Regions from separate parts of the Mus musculus genome. Here region 1 is linked to region 2. Evidence: chromatin loops called from intact Hi-C (ENCODE). Cell type or tissue: left cerebral cortex. All regions are shown on one strand. Links, peaks and the distances in the headings refer to the core of each region. The heading gives the core; the rest is flanking DNA.

Evidence for each region. Peaks named below come from ENCODE experiments on the same cell type or tissue, not always from the same donor. Only the 100,000 strongest peaks of a DNase experiment are listed, where the experiment ranks them.
Region 1: a loop joins it to region 2, with 8 times the contacts of the local background. A loop is called at or near these places in 3 of 42 quality-filtered maps.

Annotation. Positions count from the first base shown.
Region 1 is chr16:96,552,607-96,557,987 of GRCm38, forward strand. No RefSeq gene overlaps it. Among named protein-coding and RNA genes, the nearest start is that of Pcp4, 88 kb to the left of the region's middle. In left cerebral cortex, for the core only: no CTCF peak of the experiment used is centred there; a DNase peak (open chromatin) is centred at 2,995.
Region 2 is chr16:96,627,924-96,633,304 of GRCm38, forward strand. Dscam (DS cell adhesion molecule) reads right to left here. Exons shown (of 33, transcript NM_031174.4): 28 at 1,445-1,475. Among named protein-coding and RNA genes, the nearest start is that of Gm32509, 88 kb to the right of the region's middle. In left cerebral cortex, for the core only: no CTCF peak of the experiment used is centred there; DNase peaks (open chromatin) are centred at 292 and 2,564; H3K27ac peaks cover 2,697 bases.

The sequences.
Region 1 (5,381 bases), core at 244-5,243, 75 kb before region 2:
TCATGACATCACTGATGCGTTTTATAAAACTATGGCAGTGGTGCTGTGGGGGAAGGGAGTGCCTCTGTTAGGCATATGCCAAAGCTTTCCCTCAGATAAATCAACTCATATGAGAAGGACTCATATGAGAAGGAAAAGGGGAGGAGAGGGGAGAGGGAGGGAGGGAGGGAGGGAGGAAGGGGAGAGAGAGGGAGGGAGAGAGAGAGAGAGAGAGAGAGAGAGAGAAGCCAGAACAGTCCTTATATGCTTGGCTCCTGGCTCATACCAGGCCGTTGCTAGGTAACTGTAGGGTAACTGTAGCCTAGAGGAAAGGCTAGCTTGGTATACTGGGGTCACTGGCATCACCCAACTGTCTTTGCTTCATTTTCTTTGTCATGTTTTCTTTAAGCTTTCCCTGAAATGCACTTCCATAAATATTAATGTTTTATAGATAAGCTGAGCGGCACATGAATTGGATATTCTTCCTTGCTGCTTCCTTTAAAACATGCTGACCCAATGTTTTCCACTTCAAATTTCAAGAGCCAGGTGGATTTTTTTTTTTTTTTTGTAAGTTTATATGTTCTTTTTAGCTAGGACTCAAAAAGAAAATGGGCAGGCATTCTTAAAGGAGTGACTTTTCAGAAAATGTTATATCTATTTTTTTATTTTTAACAGCTTGAATAGAAGTTTTAGAGGATTGCTGTTGCCTGTGAACAAGGAAACATCTATTACAAAATCTTTCTTAAAACTTAGGACTTAACTAAAAAGCGCCCATAACACATTTTCCTTTTGCTTAGGATAGGGTGCAGAGGTAAGAGATTAAACAGAAGAAGAGGATGGGTCTGCCCAGGGCTTCTCAGACCTGGGAGAGCATGGCAGTTGTTGGGGGTAGTCGTTTTTAATCTTTATTGTTATTATTATTATTTTATTTTTTATATTTTACATTTCTTTTTTTTATGAGATATTTTCTTTATTCACATTTCAAATGTTATCCCCTTTCCTGGTTTCCCTTCCGAAAACCCCCTATCCCTTCTTCCCTCCCCCTGCTCACCAACCCACCCACTCCTGCTTCCTGGCTCTAGCAGTCCCCTATACTGGGGCATATAACCTTCACAGGACCAAGGGCCTCTCCTCCCATTGATGACTGACTAGGCCACCCTCTGCTACATATGCAGTTAGAGCCACGAGTCCCACCCTTTGTTTTCTTTGGTTGGTGATTTAGTCCCTGGGAGCTCTAGGGGTACTGGTTAGTTCATATTGTTGTTCCTCCTATGGTGCTGCAAACCCCTTCAGCTACTTGGGTACATTCTCTAGCTCCTTCATTGGGGACCCTGTGCTCCTTCCAATGGATGGCTGTGAGCATCCACTTCTGTATTTGTCAGGCACTGGCAAAGTCTTTCAGGAGACAACTTTATCAGGCTCCTGTCAGCAAACTCTTGTTAGCATCCACAATAGGGTTTGGTTTTTGGTGGTTGTTTATGAGATGGATCCCCAGGAGGGGCAGTCTCTGGATGGTCATTCCTTTAGTCTCTGCTTCACACTTTGTCTCTGTATCTCCTCTCTTGGGTATTTTGTTCCCCTTCTAAGAAGGACCAAAGTATCCACACTTTGGTCTTCCTTCTGCTTGAGTTTCATGTGCTTTGCAAATTATATCTTGGCTATTCCAAGTTTCTGGGCTAATATCTACTTACCAGTGAGTGCATATCATGAGTGTTCTTTTGTGATTGGGTTACCTCACTCAGGATGATATCCTCCAGATCCATCCATTTGTCTAAGAAAGAATTCTCAACTGAGAAATACCGAATGGCTGAGAAGCCCCTAAAAAAAAAAAAAAAAAAGTTCAACATCCTTAGTCATCAGGGAAATGCAAATCAAAACAACCCTGAGATTCCACCTCGTACCAGTCAGAATGGCTAAGATCAAAAACTCAGGTGACAGCAGATGCTGGCAAGGATGTGGAGGAAGAGGAACACTCCTCCATTGCTGGTGGGATTGCAGGCTTGTACAACCACTCTGGAAATCAGTTTGGCAGTTCCTCAGAAAATTGGGGATAGTTCTACTGGAGGATCCAGCAATACCACTCCTGGGCATATATCCAGAAGATGCTCTAACATGTAATAATGACACATGCTCTACTATGTTCATAGCAGCCTTATTTATAGTAGCCAGAAGCTGGAAAGAACTCTGATGTCCCCAACAGAGGAATGGATACAGAAAACATGGTACATTTACACAATGGAGTACTACACAGTTTTTAATCTTTCTAAAGACACCATAACGTTCAATCCTATTGTCATTATGACCTTTTCCATATCTTACAACGAAATAGAGTTATCAGGAGGCAAATTCCTCATCACAGGTCTCCTCTGGCCACTCACTACTATGGAGACTTCTCCATCAAAACTGCTAGTCACCTCTCTGCATTTCCTAATCTTTGGTCTCTTCCAGTTGTCCCACTTGACCTGGGTGAGCAGCTATTTCAACTGTCCTTCTGCTATCCTCCTAAGACCCAGTGTCAGCTAAAATTTCACCAGCCTACTTGATGTTGCCTAACACTGGCCGAATCCTTCTCTGAGAGTTTCTTTCTTGTGTGTCTGTGTGTACATGCGTTTTTATTCTAGTCTTGAGCCTGTAGATGCTACTAGAGAAATCCACTTTGTGGTGTCCGTTTCTTTCACTGTGAGAGTATCCTGTATAATTTCCTAGTTGACCCCCCTCTCCCTCTCCCTTTCTCTCTCTCCCTTCTTCTCTCTCTCTCCCTCTCTCCCTCCTTCTCTCTCTCTTCCTCCCTCCCCTCCCCCTACCGCCACACTTATCCTAGCTGGTTTCTTTGTGACTTTCTGGGCAATGGCTAATGTGCCTCTTCCTTATTTCCCTCAGGTTTCCAACTCCCTTCCCTCCCACACTCTCTGAAGCTCAGTGTGATGGTTAGTCTTAATCTTCAACTTGACTAGATTTAGAAACATGTGGGAGGGGGAATGTCTGTGAGGGACTTTCTGGATTGGGGACCTCATCTTTTCCTTCTCTCCGTCATTCCCAGCACTCCCACTCCCTGCCTTTGTCCCTCTGCGATGTAATACCTTCTGTCTTATGGTGACACAGCCTTAGCAAAGCTGGCACCTTGATTTTAGTCGTCTCAGTCTCTAAAACTGTGAGAAATGTATTTCTGTACTTTGTAAATCAACCGGCTTTTGTCATTTTGTTATAATAGCAGAAATGGATTGTAGTAGTTTATGAGAAAGAAACAAAAGAGCTTTTACTAACTAACTGGTCATATACTTAAAGCACAAAGCATTATGAAGGAGTTTGGAGGATGGCCATTAACTTTGTGACTATAAGGATCTGGGTAGTAGGTGTCTAGTAGGAAATAGAAATTTTTTTAAAGATGGGTGTGTGTTTTTCCTGTCTGCTCTTACTGACTATTGGTGTTAGGTTTGAACCTTTGGAATGCTCTAAGATCAGTTAAAGTTAAGACCTGAGAGCAAAGGGGTTGGCTCAGGCTATCTCTGCTAGATAAATACAGCCGTTAGATAGATAACTCTGTTTGTATTATATTTCTCGGTTTGTTTATAAAGGTTCAGAGAGCCATTCTCAATGGCTTTATATGCTTTAGCACCTGGAAACTCAAGGTGACAGGCTCCTTGTCACTGCTGACTTCTATCCATTTCATATTCCCTTCTTTATACTTTTGTTTTTAAAGACAAGGTCTCATGTATCCTGGCATGATAACTCATAAATGCCATGATTACAGATAGGAGCAACTATACCCAGGGCCTTCTACATGCTAGGGAAGCACTCTACCCACTCCTCACACTTTGTTCCAAATGTGTTCAGGCATCAGGTAAAGATGGTCCTGCTCCTGTTCTGCAGGCAGAGAGTTCTGGAGTTTAGAGAAAAGAACAACCAACTTCCTCCCATTGAAGGGTCTTTAGTGATGCAGCTCTGAAGGCTTTCTGCTGTTTTATACGACTAGCCTCTCCCACCCTGGCCTCGGAGCTAGCAACCCATCAGGCATTTTAAATAGCCATTCTGTGTTCTGACACAAATCTGTCATTGGGAAGCTAAAAGACATTTAGACGTGGTGTCTTAATTTTGGTGATATGGTGCCGATTGACTTTGTGCTCAGTTTAATAGAGTCATCCTCTTGCCCCTTGGTGGTGATGACATGCTCACTGCCCTAGGCTGTGAGCCAGAGTCAACATCCCATGTAAGAAAGTCATCCAGCTCCTTGCAGAGGAAGAATGATGATAGATTTCCTGCTCCACCTGCTCCGCCCCCACCAGCTGTTGGGAACTCATTTTCCTTTGCAGTCCCAAAGCTGATAAATTATCTCTTCAGAAATAGCAATTCTAGTTTATCCAAACTGATGGGCCCTCAAGGGATGGACTAGATGTTGGTTGTCCACTTTATTATAGAGAAGGTATGGACATTCATGGTCAGGACTCTCATGGTAAACTTTCAGATTTGTGTTACTTTTCAAAATGTATACACACACACCATGTAGAATTGAATGTAATTAAAACAACTAAGAACATCTCTATCTACAGCATGTGGGTTACTTGCAACATGCACTACATTTCTTGGAAAATTTGTAATTGTGTCATACACATGCTACAGAATGAAATAACTGGCCAGTCAGGATGCAGTCCTGATTCTTTGACTCTATCTTCTGTTTTCTTAACATAAGTAGTACTTAAACTCAGGCACTAGATAGACCCCCGTTGAAAGGAAGCCAGACTTCTCACAGATCTCTGAGATACATGCTGAAGTCATGTGTTACTTACTGGCCTATGTATTGCTGGTAATCAATGATAGTAATGACAATTTGATCTCATAATGTAAATTCAAAGGCAAATACAAACATCTAAGCATTCAGAACTTTCTTGTGTTTTACTGGCTAATGTTTATGCAAAAGCCTATAAGATGATGTATATGTATTATACCCAGATTTGGGGATTCTTGTGAATTTATGAACTCCAGAGTAAATAGATGGTGCTTTATGATAGAGGACTGCATAACTGTCCTAGATAAAGATGTGGAGTTCATGATCTTGATACTCAAGTTTCTACACTGACAACGGGTCTCCATCTTCGAATCCAGGTAACCCAAAGTGCAGCCTCACTCTCATGTTTATGTCCTAAGTCTCTACCCAGTGGTGAACCAGTCTAGAGAGTCCAGGAGAGGCATCATGAGCCTCCACTGATTGATGTTTTTATTCTTCTCTCTTTGTGGTAAGGTGCAAGTTCAGGGGTGACAGCAGCTTGGGAAGGAAAGTGTATCTTGTCATTGAATTTTGTTTTAGTCTTTCTTCTGCTGCTGTGACAAAATGCTCTAGACTGTGTGACTTACTATATAAAGAACTTTATTTCTCATAACCCAGCAGTCTGAGAAGTCCAGTGTTA
Region 2 (5,381 bases), core at 92-5,091:
AATGTCAATTAATTCATAGTTTTCAAGCCTACATTATAAAATTTGTTCTGCTGAGTCAGTTAGTCATTATAAGTCAAGTGGCTTTTGCTTCTTCACCTTTTAGACGCTTTATCATATCCGACAAATCCAGAGGAGCCCGGATACAACATATGGGGCTACAAAGAATGCCTCTTAGTTGCTTAGTAAACAAATGTGGATTTCCAGATGAGCATGGCGTTGGGGGATTTTATGCAGATTTGTGTAATCTCCTACATAAATCTGATGCTTTCTGATTAGAACTCCATCCTGAGGTAGATGTTCTGAGGGAACTTGGATTTGTTTGCCTTTCACCCAAGACTCTTGCAGCCATCTGTCCATTGGATAAATTCGTTGATGTGTGAAAAGAACTTCAAATTCAACACGACCCACACAGGCCCTGGGCTCTGATAAGTAACAGTTCTCAACCTCAACCACTAAAGAATCAAAATGTCTATATTCTGCCTCTATTCTCCTATTCTTGGCATAGGACATCAATATTCTTCTAACTATGTCACCCAACATTTCAGAGTTATTCTAGATTCCAGCTATATTAGTGCTTTATCTGGGATGCACACAGGTTTAAGACACATCTCCAACAATGCCTCTGAGAAACAATCTTGGCACAGCAATGGTACCTGACCTCTTTCTCTGCTGCTAAAGGTACTGGTAATTTAGAACATGGACTCCTTGTGAATAGCAGCTTTACATGTGTAGATGAAGAAGATACACCCTTGTCTTCTCCCAAGCAAGACAACATAAAATGGCGACCCCATGTCCCCTACAAGGGGTCCTGATGGTTTTCTTTTTTTCTAGACCCTTATCTTCTGGTTTCATCTTTTATTTGGCCCTGTACCAACCTGCTCAGTATCACACTGATACCATTTTTCAGGGTTCAGAGGTTAGAGTGCACAGGGAAACATGTTTGAAGTTAAGGGACTGGGAAGTGGGAGGTAGGAAAGGACAGAATCCCTCTTCATGCCATTATGTGTTCTCCAAAGGCAACACATTTACCTTCATGGTCTTCCTTGAACTGGACTAACTCTTTTAGAAGTCTTGGAGGCTGTCTACCTGAACAGTAGCAAAACTCAAGTTCCCTGCGGCACCTCTGACCCTGTCTCAGTGGTCCTAGCTTCAATGGTCCTTGTCTCAGTGGTCCCAGCCTCAGTGGTCCCTGTCTCAGTGGTCCCTGCTTCAGAGTCCAGTCAACAACACAGCCATGCATGGCATACATAAAAACAGTCATTTGTTGTCTGTGTAGCCAACCACACATCCCATGAATGTTTTGGAATGTAAATGAAGACTACATGCTAAAATGAGAACATGTTACTAACCTCAGATCATCCTTATCATTAAGAAGTAATCAAAGCAAATTAGAACTGTCTTTTGACACATAATGCCCAGGGAACAGTGAGTGTCATGTTCTTACCTCATGAGCATTTCAGCTAAACTCTTTGCATCTGGGGAAGAGAAAGCTGATATTAGTATAAGATCAATAACTCATAATCAACATTTACTTAGAAGAAATCAACTCATTATAACCAGCCCTCCAGTTACATGGCAAGCCATTTCAAGTGCAATTGTTTACCAGGGTTGCACTAATGACCAGGGGCTTTGTGGTTCCTTATTTCTTCTACTCTTTTATGGGTTTTATTTATAACAGAAAGATGCATTAGTATCCCACAGCCATAAAATTGCAGACATCTATTAAAGTTTTTATTACAAACTATTTGTTTGTCACTTCTAGAAAAACCCAGTTTTATTTTCAACAGTCAAAAAAATTAACATTTGGGGAAAAGTCATTTATGGAGAACAAACCCACTCTTTCCATTACCCAGGAATGACACGTACGTGACTTAGGTCCAATCTGGATCACATTAGAGCGGCTTTAGTGTAGAGCTCTGTGGCCCCCAGGTTGGTCACTGAGTTTTACAAGCTTTGGATGTTTTATTTTAAACTCAGAAATAAAGCTTTATTGTACACCCCCTGCTCCCCTGCCGGCCAGTACACTGTTTATGGAGACCTGGTTATCACCCCTGACACAAGGAAACAAATCTCAAAATACTGTAGGACAGATCGACTTATTTGGTAACACTATTTAGAGATGCTCGCTTCCCTTAAAATATGATTTATGCTTTTTTACACATTCAATCCTGGCAAAAGTGAAGTTTCCTTTCCTGGAACACTGAAACCTTTTTTTTTTTCCTTTTAATTTCTTTCTTTGCTCTAAGACTTCATGTTAGGGATCCTGCTCAAGGAGCAGAAGTTTCTGGAAATGAATTTATTTAATGGTGTGTGGCTCCATACTGAAGGAACGCCTATGTAGGGACATTTCCACCTCCTTCTCTCGGGCTGTGATTTGCCTGTTATGTCTCATGTGTGGGAAGACATGGAGACAACCTCAGGTCAATTTCTTATCACCCGGAACCCCAAAGACCAGAAAGCTTGTTCTAGAAGCCACCAGGTCATGCCTATTCCCGTTGGCAGCCTCAACATGGTGCACAGATGGGTTCAGTCTAGAAGACAAAACTGGCCCCCTCTATTCCACCCACATGGAGAAACACAGGAAGCAAAATAGCACTGAATCTCTCAGCTCGTGTCTTTATATTTGTCTGTGAAGATGAAGTAAATAGCCCGAGTCTCTTCTCTTCCTGAATGATTTAACACGTACAAAGTAAATATATCTATGGAATGCCAGAAGCTGGGATTAATTAGCTCCATGAAACACCCAACAGGGGCTAGTACAATATGCTAAGAAAGAGGACCAAACTTAACACTTGTCTTCAACTTACACTGGGCTCGTAAATCTGAGATACCCAACCCCTACACTTGGCCATATACTGTGTCTTTGCTTCAGGTCAGCCTCAGCACTCCCTGGGGGCTTCTCAGGATGATGGGTAGGTGTCTTGGGCTCCACAAAGGACAATAGAATTCCCAAGTGTTCATCTAACTGCAGAGGTCTTGACTGGCCTCTTTCTCAGGCTCAGATCACTTCAGGATTTAGCTCCAAAGCCATGTCAGTCAACCCTGCCTATATCGACCTTTGAGAACAGATGTCTTCCTTCTGTTTGAGCTACCATGCCCTGCTTCCAACTCAGCTGATAATTTGAGGGAAGTTGTGCTAGTTGGAATTCCTTCTTTCTACAAGCTCCCTGGAACTAAGCTGAGTAGTTTGGAGTTTGGATGGCCTGAGTAGGGTAGCATGACCCTGGAGCATGCTCTAAGGATCTGTATCATACCATGCTTCTTAGGAGTGCAGGTTAAGTCCCTCTTAGTATTACTATGTGGCATTTAGAGATGAGGAGAGTGAGTTGTGAATATGTCCAGTGGTGAGAGGTCTGTCCAGTGTTTACAGCACGGACAATTTCTTTGCTGTTTTAGTGGTCCTTGATACCTGGAGCAGAATGAGAGTCAGACCCTGAGGGGTACCAAGGAACAGACACCTGGCCTCAGCAGGGTAAGGGAAATTATCTAAGGATAGTGGTGTATCAGGATGGGCCAATCTCAGGAGCTAGGGAGACTGATCTGTTTAGAAGAGACTTGGAACTTGAGGGGTTAGAATTGGTGGGCCATGCGCTCCACAGAAAATTTACAGGCACTGGAATAATGTGTGTGTTCAGGAAAGGACAGCTCTGTTTTACTCAATAGAGAGTTCGCTTGCATGGTGATGGATGAGGGTGGCCCCAACATCATAGAGGTGACTAGTGTGGTCTGAAAACTGTTACCTGGCTAAGATGAGGGGGATGCTGCTTGCAAACATGGTGGTAGAGGGTCGGGGGGGGGGGCAGACCCCAGCATTCATCATGTCTCTTACTCAGAAGGTTTAGACAGGAAGTTGGGTACAATGTTCTGCTACCAGCTTCCTACGGGGGTCCAGGTGAGAATCTGTGAGCACTGGGTTAAGAATTCCAGTAGTTTGGGGTTGCAAATGATAGTGTTATGTGATGTTGCCTTTGGAGATAAATTGAAAAAAAAAAAAAATCAGAGCTCTACCAGTTGTGATAGGGTGGGGACTGCATGGAATTCAGAGAAAGGCTAGAATTGGGGTGCACAGGATGAGACCAGAGTCTGGTAGGATATGGAGAGCTGGGGGACCTGTTTTAAAGCTAGAAGGTGTTAGGTGAGGCTGTTTAGAGACTGGCTAAGAGTCACATTAGGGAGGGATCTGAGCAGAGATGAGACTTGGAGCATTGTTCACGTTCACATAGGGAGGGGTGAAGAGCCGGAGGCACATCTCAGACATGCTTTCATTTAGGGGAAGGAGTGTTTCTGGAGCAAGTGAGTACATTTTAATAGTTCTGGAATATAGGATCTCTAATGGTGACGGAGGCTTTCAAATTAGCTTCCTTAATGAAATTTAGGATCCTTTCCCTCGGGCCTCAGGCAGCTATCGCAATATGTGCTACCTTTAGCGGGTCCAGAGCTGGGGTTGCGGGCCACCACAGTGGCTGTCCGCTGCCGTCTTACACCAAATGCCCCTTAAGTTCTAGGACACCCAGGGTGAGTTGTTCTCCCCCTGCAACACATATTCTCATAGAGCTTTATGTTGTTGGTTTTTTCTAGCTCAGACACCAACACTAGGTGATTCCTGCTCCAAGCTGGGCTTTCCATTCCCTAAAGAAGCAGCACCGAGAAGGACACTTGACTTGCCCTGTGCTTCCCTGGGCCACCCTTGCGATGGATGCTCTCAAAGGGACTCCTGCCGAGGAGCTCTTCAGCACAGTGTTGCTCAATGGGAGCTTCCATGGTGACTCCAACACATTTTCCATTCTACACTGCCCCACCCCCAAACCCCGAACTTGCAACTTCTCCAAGTTCCTCCTGTTCCGCAGCTATGGGTTCTCTCTGCTCCCTCCTGGATCCAGCAGCAATTGACACCAGAGCTCTTCTAGTTGCCTACAGCTGAATCTTCCCACGTGCCCACCCATTTAAATGCCTATATTCTTTTTCTTCTTCTTCCTCTTTATCTCTTGAGTACAGCCCAGTCCGTAAGTAGGGAAGTGGCCCAGAGACTTTTTCAGGGCACTCTTTTGTTGCTGTTTTGAGATAGGGTCTTGCTATATGGCCCAGGCTTGGTTCAGACTCCTGATCTTGCCTTGGGCCTTTCCAGTGCTGGGATCCCAGGTGGGTACCCTCTCACCTGGCTTTCTGAACCTACAGCTTTCCCCTCTGGTACTACAATTCTTGATGCACTTTCTACCTATCCATAGTGATGGGACCATCAGGATCCATCATCCACAAGCCACTCAGATGGTATCACCACTCCCGTGTCTGGGTTGAGTGTTCCCTTCTTGAGTTTAAATGCTCTAAAATTCTCAAGTACTTCTCAGAGGGCCTGATTTCTACTTAATTTCCTACTTAGGACT